Linked DNA regions of Homo sapiens: region 2 is linked to region 1. Evidence: read pairs that join two places in POLR2A ChIA-PET (ENCODE). Cell type or tissue: Caco-2. All regions are shown on one strand. Links, peaks and the distances in the headings refer to the core of each region. The heading gives the core; the rest is flanking DNA. Region 1 overlaps HIBCH (3-hydroxyisobutyryl-CoA hydrolase). Region 2 overlaps HIBCH (3-hydroxyisobutyryl-CoA hydrolase).

Region 1 (5,385 bases), core at 247-5,246:
GTTCAAGAACGGTTTAGAGACCAGATATAGATTTCCTGCAGTGATCCAGGTGTGAAATAGTAGTTTTGAGACAAGCATGGTGGCAATTGAGAGAAGTAAATGGATTTGAGACACATGTAGGAGATAGAATAGATAGGACTTGCTGGATGTGAGGGAAGGAATGCATTTAGGAGTTAGAGATTAGAGGAATGAGTTGGAGATTTAAATCTGAAAGACACCAACAGCAATTAAGAAAACCTTGGGGATTCGTTATTTACTAAACAAGAGTGCTTACTATGTCGTAGACACTGTTAGAGGTACCCAGGTACATAGGTTCCAGGTACATAGGTGTGCTCCAGGGGTTGAGGTTGAAAAGGCAGAAAACAGTTTAAATCATTATCTTGGGGAGTAGGGAGTAGGATAACACCTGCCCTCATGGAACTTACTTTATAATGGGGAAATAGACTGTAAACAAGATTAATACATAAAATATATATTATATGATTATAAATATTAACAAGAAAAAGGAAGCAGGATATGTGATATAGAGTAACAGGGGGATGAATTGTAGATGGGATGACCAGAGAAGGCCTCACTGAGATGTTCTTTGAGTGAATTCCTGAAAGAAGTAAGGAAGTGAGCCCATGCCATTATCTAGAGGAAGAGCATCCCAGGCAGTGGGAACTGCAAGAACAAAGCTGTGAGGCTGGAGCATGACTGCCTGTGCTAGGGACCACAAAGAGGCCGTGTGGAAGCGGATGGGGGGCAGAGGTTGTGGTGAGTGAGAGATGAGGTCAGAGGAAACAGTGTAGAGAAAGGCTGTGCAGAGCATACAGAGCCTTGAAGGTCTCTCTAAGGACTTTGGCTGAGTAAAATGGGAAGCCACTAGGTGATTATGAGGAGAGGAATGCCATGATCTTATACTTTAAAGAATTGATCACTCAGGCTGCTATGTTGAGCACTGAATAGGTAAGATCATATTATAAAGAAAATGAGAGTCCAGACCTGAGCCCTAAGGAACTCTAACATTTTGAGGTGTGGTAGAGAAAGAGCAGTAGGAAGGAAAAAAAGGATGGAGAGGTAGGAGGACCAGGAGAGTGTAGTGTCACAAAAGAAAGTGAGGAATGTTTCGGGGAGGAGGGTGTAATGGACAGTGTTGAACGCTGTCAAAGTGTAGACGAGGTTAGAAGTGTCATTTGACCTTGGCGATGCCGATGTCATGGGTGGTTTTGGCAAGCCATTTTAGAGGAGTGGGGGCAGAAGTTAGAGTGTAGTAAGTTGGAGAGGAAAAATGGGATGTGAAGAAGTGGAGAGAATATGTGTAGATGAATACTCTTGAAAGTGAAATAGGATAGAAGCTGGGACTGTGGAATCAAATGAAGTTCCTTTTTTATTTTGTAAGATGGAAGGTACTAGAACATGTTTAAAAATGATTGGGAATGATCCAATAGAGAAACAAGATTATGTTGATGATACTAATGGTAGTTAATATTTACTGAACACTTAGTGTCGGACACTGTGCTTGGATGTGGATTAAAATAATCCTAGGATGGATATATAAATTACCTTTTCATGTAAAGAAACTAGGGTTGGAGAAATTACTAGTCCGAGGTCACATAGTTAATATGTAGCTATCAGGATGTGAACCTAGACATTTGAACTCAGCTATATTGCCTACATCGATGATTCTAGGAAAATAAAAGTGAATGACCACATCAAGCAAAGTCCATCCTTGAGAAGGCAAGAGGGGATGTGAATTGGAATGCAAGGGAGGACTGGTCTTTGAAAAAGGGATGGTCCTTTCCTCCACGGCATTGAAAGAGAAGGCAGGTGCAGATGGCCACAGTTGCCTGCAGGTGTTTTAGTGGTGAGAAGACAAGACTTCATATCTAAGAGCTTCTCGTATTTTTAAAGAAGTCAGAGGTTAAGTAACTGGCTGAGACTATAATAAGAGTGTGCTCTACGGGTAGAGGTTGAGAAGGCAGAAAACACTTAAAATCATTATCTTGGGGAGTTGGGAAGAGATCTTGGATTGTTTGGCAGTTTTCTGTGCCTGTTTGAGATTTTTGATCATGAATTTTAAATGAAACCAGTCACAGTTGTATGATTTTCTGCAGCAAGACTTAGCTGCTGAAGTGCAGGCAGGGGTACGTGATAGGGTTTAGTTGGTGCCAGGATTTTGCTAGGATTGTAAAAAAGGAAAAAAGGTTTGAGGGAGATGATGACATTTTGACAGGAAAGTGACCATATTAAAGGACTGGTGAAATTGGGCTGGATGAAGAGCAAAGTGAAGCCAGCACAGATGGGGAGAAAGTCATAGGATCTGTGGACCTCAGTAAGATCAATGATTTGTAGCAGTGGAGATACTTGAGCAAATAAGATTTAGGAGGTGGTGATCAGAGAGTGGGCTATCAGAGGTGGTTCAGTCTCTGAATGTCATGGTTCAGGTTGTGGCCATGGGAGTGGAAGGCTGAAGTGAATAGAGGAGAGAGAAAATAACCCAGAATAAGGACACCCAGAAATTATCCCCATTTAATCTCAATTTTCTTTCAGAGAGGTCATGACTTTCATGAAGGCGTTAGAGCTGGTAAGTGGCAAATGGGAACTTACCATTTTGGGGAAATGGGATTTGTGAGCATATGCTGTTAATTAAAGAAGATACAGATTATGCATCCCAAATCCTAAAATCCAAAATGTACCAAAATCTGAAACTATTTGAGCACCAACATGACACTCAAATGTTCATTGGACCATAAGTATAATGCAAATATTCCAAAATCTGAAAAAAAAAAAAAAAATCAAACCTGAAACACTTCTGATCCCAAGCATTCCAGATAAAGAATACTCAACCTATAGTTGTTTTAGTAGTGAAAATTAAACTTTTATTAAGATTGCAAAGTTGTGTATGTTTTTAAAGAATATGTTACCATCTGGGATATGAAAAGGAAGATCAGTCTTTGAAACTGATAATTGTTTTAAAAATTCACATAACTTGGCCACTGTTTCCTAATTTATATATAAGGTAATCCTGCCCCTACAATCATGGACTGCATCTGATAAGTGCAGCATTGAGCTTGTAAACTCATCCTGCTGCCATCCTGCTGCTGTGGCCTTTGAAACATGCATTTATTACCTTACAAAAAGCCCTCAAATCCCCTACCCTTTCTCCCTCTTTCGTGCTGGCCTGGCAAAATTGACCAGTGGTCTAACCCTACTTTCCACCTTCTTGCCTGTACCTCAGCAGTTAAACATTGCTGGGGAAAAAGACCATATGATGTCATTAGTAACATCTGCAGATTGTCTTATTAATACTTTCCATTTTGCTTATAATCTCCAATGTCAGCATATTTAGAAAAAGCAAGTGAAGTGCTTGACGTGCTTGACTGTTTTTTCTAGCATACTTGCAACAATTCCTTTTTATGCATAATTCTTATCCTTATAAAAAGCTGTTATTTATGTTGTATAAAATGAGTTGTTCCCTCTGCATGTATTTTGCATATCTAATGTTCCTGTTTTTATTAATTATTTTACTATAGTGCAGACTCTGGATATCCTTTGTTTTTTTTATTTTATTTTATTTTTTTTGGAGACAGGGTCTCACACTGTCACCCAGGCTGGAGTGCAGTGGTGCACTTTCGGCTTACTGCAACCTCCACCTCCCAGGTTCAAGTGATTTGCCTACCTCAGCCTCCTGAGTAGCTGGGACTACCAGCCCATGCCACCACGCCTAGCTGATTTTTGTATTTTTAGTAGAAACGGGGTTTCACCATGTTGGCCAGGCTGGTCTTGAACTCCTGATATTATGTGATCTGGCTGCCTTGGACTCCCAAAGTGCTGTGATTACAGGCATGAGCCACCGTGCCCAGCCTGGATATACTTTTTTATCTGAATAAAAGGTTATGTTATGTTCTCTCAGCTCTTAAGCTTTGATAAACAATCACTCTTCATAGAGTTCTCTTCATTTCTGACATGATACAATATCAGAAATAAGGACTTGATTGAAATCTTTTTAGTATTCAGCACATGGAGCTGATCAGAGGAGATGGCAGTGTGTCTTGTAGAAACTAAGTAACATAGGCATTTTCCTCACAAATTCTCTGCAAATTCTTGCTGCATGTGGATTACAGCCTAGAACTCTGATTTTAGAGGACCTGTAAGCATACAGGGTTATATTGTTAAAGTATTCATTATATGTTATAATAGCCCTTCTTTAAAAAGAAAGATACTGTTTTTAGATAAATACTGTTATTTTGAGGAAAAAATGTTGAAACCAATCAGCATCAAAGTTCTGATTCATAAAGGAAGTGCTTATTATACGACTTTTTTTTGTTTTGTTTTGTTTTTTGAGATGGAGTCTCACTCTGTCACCCAGGCTGGAGAGCAGTGGCAAAATCTCGGCTCACTGCAAACTCCGCCTCCCGGGTTCACACCATTCTCCTGCCTCAGCCTCCCGAGTAGCTGGGACTAAAAGCGCCTGCCACCACGCCTAATTTTTTTGTATTTTTAGTAGAGACGGGGTTTCACAGTGTTAGCCAGGATGGTCTCGATCTCCTGACCTCGTAATCCGCCTACCTCAGCCTCCCAAAGTGCTGGGATTATAGGCCTGAGCCACCGCGCCTGGCCTATGCTACTTTTTAATGAAGAGAAAGTATATTGCCGCCTCTTTCAGAAAGCAGCGTCTGTTCTGAGATTGAAAACTGTTGTGTTCTTTACATAGTCAAATGTTTGCTGCAGTTTGCTAATAATAAAAACATATTAGCAAGTTAAAGTAAGTTAGCAAATTTAACAGTTGTTAAAAATTCTTACTGTTAACATCTAGAACAAATTACTACTTTGTGGTTATAGAAGAAGAAAAAAAGACCATCTTAGTGGAGCTGGATACCCACTCAAACTCCATGTAGTGGCTATCTCAGGAGACTTGCAAAACCTGAGCTGCCTACATGGCACGAACTTGTATGTATTCTAGTAAAAAAATTGTTAGCTTGAAATAAAATAACAAATTTGATTAATAGTCTCTTTGCTCTTGTCCTTCAGTGGGATCTCAAGGAGACAGGTAGTATTGACCAGAAGACTTAGAGTGAGAGAGATTCTTGTGGAAAAAATGTGCCGGGGTTGTTCTTTGTTTACACTGTCCACGGAATATAAAACTTTCAAATAGTAGGGATCAGAACATCAGTATTTAATATCGCCACTGATCTGATACCAGAATCTCATAGTAGGCAGTTAAATCTTAAAAACAAACCTCCCGTATCTGCATTTAATTGTATGTAAAAGCTTCCCTCCACCTACCAAGGCAGTCTTCTTCCTTGGTTCCCATACTGCTTCTTTAACTATTTTAGCCTTTAAATGCTAAATTAGGTTTTTCTAGTTCACTATAGTTTGCACATTTAAATATTTCCATTCTTC
Region 2 (5,385 bases), core at 133-5,132, 71 kb before region 1:
TGGTGAGGGCTCAGAAGAAGACAAGGCTGGGGAAAATGTGGAACTTCTTAGAGATTATTTAAGTGGTCATGGGCAGAATGCTAATAGAAATATGGACAGTAATGGCCATTTTGATGAGGACCCGGATGAAAATGAGGAACAAGATATTGGAGTAAAGAGCATCCTTGTAATAAAGTGACAAAGAACCTGGCTGGATGTGTCCATGTCTGAGGGCTTTATGGAATTCAGGAATTTAGAGCCATGAATTAGAATGCCTGGAAGAAGATCTATCTAATCCGCAAAGCATTCAGGCTGCTGCATGGCTACTTTTAATAGCTTACATAAAGCTGTGAGAGGGAAAAAAATGACTGAAGATGAAATTTATAATCAAAAGGGAAAGAAAGCAGAAAGATTTGGAAAACTCTCAGCCTGGCCATGTAAAGAGTGAAAAAACTTTTTGGGAGAGGAAACCAAGGTGTGGCGCAGCAATTTTTGCTAAAGAGAGTAATACTTAATGGAAGGGAATATCAAGACAATGGGAGAAAGACCCTCAAGGCATTTCCGAGACCTTTGAGCCTCCCTTTCTCATCACAGGCCCAGAGCTCTGGCACAAATGGTTTTGGGTGATGGACTTGGGCCTCCCCCTATAAGCTTACCGCCCGGGGCTGCTTGGGCCTCTGCTCCCAGAATTCCAGCACAGTGCTCCTCAGTTGTCCCCGCTATGGCTCAAGTGCCCCAGGTACAGCTTGACCTGCAGCTCCAGAAGATATAAGCCATAAGCCTTGGTGGCATCCATGTGGTGCTAATTCTGCAGGCTGTCAGAAAGCAGAGCTAGGAAGGCATGTGAGCCTCTCCCTAGATTTCAAAGGATATATTAGACAGTCTGGTGTCAGGCAGAGCTTTGTTGCAGGGGTGGAGCCACCACAGAGAGTCCATTCTGGAGAATGCCAAGTGGAATTGTGAGGTCAGAGCTAGAGCTGCCCTTGAGATTCTAGAACTGTTGACCCACTGGCAGCATGGCACCAGTTTGCAACTTCAACTGTAGAGAGCTGAAGTGTGGGCTTGTTAGTGGTGGATCCGTACAGGTCTGAAGCAACTTGATTCTTGCCTCCTTGAAGGAAAGAATTTGTCTAAGGGGCATAAGGCAGAGTGAGAGACCAAGGCAAGTTTTTGAGCAGGAGTGACAGTTTATTAAAAAGTTTTAGAACAGGAACAATAGGATGTAAAGTATTCTTGGAAGAGGGCCAAGCAAGCAACTTGAGAGATTCAAGTGTTCTGTTTGGCCCTTGACTTGGGGTTTTATACACTGGCGTGGTTCCGGGGTTTGAGTTTCTTCTCCCTTGATTTTTCCTTGGGGTGGGCTGTCCACATGTGCAGTGGCCTGCCAGCACTCGAGGGGCCATATGCTCAGTGTGTTTACTCAAGTTGTGCGCATGCTCATTTGAGGCATTTTCCCCCTTGCTAAGTTGAACATTTTTAGAGGAAGGTTATATACCAGTTAAACTCTGCAATTTTGCATCTAAATGCACATGCTTGGGCCCACTCGCCCAGCTCCTGAGATCTTAATGGGAAGCGGCTGATCACGAGCTTCAGGTGTTTTCTGTCTACTGGGAGACTGCCTTTCCCTGCTGCCAGCTGCGACCAGTTATTTTAGGGAGATAGTTTAACAACCACCTGACCATCACTTGATGGTCACCTGACATTCTGGGTGTGGGGGAGCTCTCTGCCCTGCTCATGTCTGCCTAGCTACCTACTCTTAACTGGTTGAGCCCAGAAAGCTCTAGGAGTAGGGTTGATACCTTGAGGGCCCACCTCTCCAACCCCATCCCAGTGTGCACAGGATTCAGACATGGAATGGAGATTACTCTCTAGCTTTAAGAGTTAATGTCTTCTTTCTCAGGGTTTTAAAGACTTAATTGAGGCCTGTTACTCCTTTCTTTTGGCCTATTTCTGCCTTTTAGAATGGGAATGTTAGAAATCCTTGTTCCCCGGTGCCGCAAAGAAATAGCACTTGAACATAAATTTAATTTTCTCAGCCAGGCCATTTTTACTTTCTGCAGAAAGAGTACACTTGCCGGCAGTTTTGCTACAAGAGTACAGCGAACAAAGGGGACAGGGTAATTTATAACCTGACGCGTTCACCCTACTGCTGTGTCCGGTTTCCATTGGCTGGAACGGGACCTCACATTCTGTATTTGTCCCAATTGGATAGCAACTTAGAACTTTCTAAAAGAGGCAAAGGCAGAGGAGAACAAAGGAAGGAGGAAGTAACTTGTGGAATGCTGAGAAAGGTAAAAACACCTCCAAATAAGGAAGAGGAACAGGCTATGACCTAATGCTTGCTTGGACCAGTATAAGCATGCCAGGGCAAATATTTAGGCTAAATGTGGGAGCTAAGAACACGAAGTACATTGATTTCTTTATTAAGGCTAGCAGATATCTAAGAATGTTAGCACAGGTCTTTGAATAAATTTTGCTTCTAAGAGAATTTACTATTTATTCCTAATTAGACAGGGAGGAAAGTCTCTTTGAAGAGGATCCTCTACTTTACTTTTTACAGGAATGTATACCCTATACCTGTCCTACCACTGTATCTTGGAAGTAGATAACTTGTTTTGATTACACAGGCTTCACAGATGGGACTCTGGACTTCGGAATTTTGAGTTGGTGCTGAAACAATACTTTGAGGATATGGAGCTGGAGTGAATGTATTTGTATGTGAGAAGGATATGAGTTTGGGAGGTCAGGGATGGAATGCTACGGTTTGAATATTTGTCCCCACCGAAACTCATGTTGAAACTTAATCCTGAATGTAACAGTATTAAGAAGTGAGGCCTTCAAGAGGTGATGGGGTCATGAGGGTAGAGTAGTTTGATCCATTCATGGATTAATAGGTTATCACAGGAAGAATGGTTTAATTACCATGGGAATGGGTCTGTTTTAAAAGCCAGTTTGGCATGCTCTTGCCCCTTCACCAGATCAGGGCTCTGCAGAGAGTCCCCACCAGCAAGAAGGCCCTCAACAGATATGGCCCTTCAACCTTGGCTTTCCCAATCTCCAGAAGAGCTGTAAGACATAGATTCCTTTTCTTTATAAATTGCCCAGTCTCAGATACTCAGTTACAGCAACAGAAAACTTAAGACACCAGCATTTCTTAATATAAGATGTTTTATGAACTCTAGCTTCTGAAAATGTAATCCTCTAGATCATTGGCGCTCAACCTTGTTGGCACTTTAGAATTATTTGGGAGTCTTTTTAAAATTCCAGTGCCTAGGCTTACCTTATCTCCCATAATCATTAAATTGGATAGTGGACAGTGGAGTGAGACCTAGGCTTTTTTTTTTTTTTTTTTTTGAGATGGAGTCTCACTCTTTTGCCCAGGCTGGAGTGCAGTGGTGCTATGAGACCTAGGCATTTTTAAAGCTCCCTGGTGTTACCAATGTGAAGGTAAAGTTAAAAACTGCTGCTCTACAGGTTCTTGTGTGTGGTTGTGTCTCCTGTGACTTTTTTCTAAATCTCCCAAAGACTGTTCTTCACATTTTAGTTTGTATCAGAGTAACCTGGAGGGCTTGTTAAAAAGCAGATTCTAGGCTGGGCACGGCGGCTCACGCCTGTAATCCTAGTACTTTGGGAGGCCTAGGCTGGCGGATCACTTAAGGCCAGGAGTTCAAGACCAGCCTGGCCAACGTGGCGAAATCCCCTCTCTACTAAAAATACAAAATTAGCTGGATGTGGTGGCGGGGGCCTGTAATCCCAGCTACTCCAGAGGCTGAGGCAGGAAAATTGCTTGAACCCGGGAGGTGGAGGTTGCAGTGAGCCAAGATTGTACCATTGCACTTCAGCCTGGGCGACAGAGCGAGACTCCATCTTAAAAAAAAAAAGCAGATTCTTTCCCTGCCCCATCTCTAGTTTAGTCTGGAATTTGGCCCAAGAATTTGCATTTCTAACAAGTTCTCAGGTAATGATGATTCTAGGGGGAGGGGAGTTCACTTTAGGAACAATTTTTGTAAGGTGTTCAGACTACAGTTTGTTATTCAGAAAGCCTTTATTTTCAGAATTTTTAGTAGAATTTTAGTATTACACATAATTGCTTAGTGTAGGCTTAGTATATATACATTTTTAATCTGTTAAAAGAAAATCTTCATACAAATTTAACACTTTATCTGAGCAAAGAACAATTCATGAATCTGGCAGCATGCAGAACCAGAAGAGGTTGAGAGAGCTCCACCTTGCAGCATGAGCAGTGAGCTTCCATAGGTTGAATGTGGAAGCAAATTAGAGAAATTACCTGATTGGCTACCGCAAGGCATTTGCCTTATTTGGGCATGGTGTGATGAGATATTTACTCTCTGTGGGTGTGGTCTGATCAGTTGGCTGCCTATGATTGGCTGAAACATGGCTGTTTGTTACAAAACTATACTCTTAAATTAGGTTTCAGTTTATTTTCTTACTAAGGTTGCAATTTATTATGAAGGAACTCAAAGTGCAGAGAGACAGTCTCAGTTCAATGGCTTCTGCTTATTTAACATACCCTAGTACAGAAGTGTGAGAATAACGTGGAGCTAACAGGGCTTAAAAGGCATAGGAATAGTACTTGCTTGATTCTGGTCAATAAATTTTTTCTTACAATAATGTAAAAGAATTTTGTTAAGAATTTGTACAGTCCAAAAGATGGCGCCACAGAGCTTGGTTCCCACGGCTTTCCTTTTGTTTTTGTTATAGAAGGTTTTATTTTTTCCAGTATAGAAAATGACAGTTTTATTTTCTCTTGTTACCCACCATGAAGAGTAGCACAGTATCTTTAATATTTTAGAAATTCAAACATTTACTCAGTATTTTGAAATACAGTAAAATAAAAATGAATGTTACTGAGTGGTTCTCCACATGGTAGATCAGAATTATGTAAAATTATTCCAGTGTTTCTGAAAGAGAAACAATTTTTTTATGAATAGATATTTAAATGACTAAATTTATTCTGTTTCTGGGGAAGACAAATTTTTTTATCTCTTTTGCCATTTATATAAAACATCTGGGGTTGCATTTTCTTAAGTTAATATGAGGGGACGTCAAAAAGTTTGTGGAAAAATGGAATTAATTAAGATAGAAATAAAAATAACTTTTTTTCTCAACATAAGCTCCGTCAAATTTAAGGTACTTCTTTTGTCAGCAGTGATACCAGTCATTTAGTCCATCCCTAAATAATTGAGGGTCCTGGGAATTTAACTATGCAAATGCAGTGTTTTTTATATTGGTAACTGAAGAAAAATGGGTGCCATCTACAGATTTTTAAAGACTGGTGTGTTAGTCTGTTTGGGTTCCTATAGAAGAATACCTGAGGCTGGGTATTTTATTTGGCTCACAGTTCTGCAGGGTGTGCAAGAACCATGGCACTAGCATCTGCTTCTG

The links. ChIA-PET counts read pairs that join two places held together with the same protein. Peaks named below come from ENCODE experiments on the same cell type or tissue, not always from the same donor. Only the 100,000 strongest peaks of a DNase experiment are listed, where the experiment ranks them.
Region 2: POLR2A ChIA-PET joins it to region 1 with 10 read pairs; 3 of 35 experiments call an interaction of 5 or more read pairs at or near these places.

Annotation. Positions count from the first base shown.
Region 1 is chr2:190,206,061-190,211,445 of GRCh38, reverse strand. HIBCH (3-hydroxyisobutyryl-CoA hydrolase) reads left to right here. Exons shown (of 14, transcript NM_014362.4): 13 at 2,533-2,566. Among named protein-coding and RNA genes, the nearest start is that of AKAP19, 28 kb to the right of the region's middle. In Caco-2, for the core only: no CTCF peak of the experiment used is centred there; no DNase peak of the experiment used is centred there.
Region 2 is chr2:190,276,687-190,282,071 of GRCh38, reverse strand. All of the region lies in intron 6 of HIBCH (3-hydroxyisobutyryl-CoA hydrolase), which reads left to right. Among named protein-coding and RNA genes, the nearest start is that of HIBCH, 40 kb to the left of the region's middle. RefSeq lists enhancers at 1,124-2,095, 4,155-4,449. In Caco-2, for the core only: CTCF peaks have their summits at 4,375 and 4,671 (motif pointing right); DNase peaks (open chromatin) are centred at 2,161 and 2,659.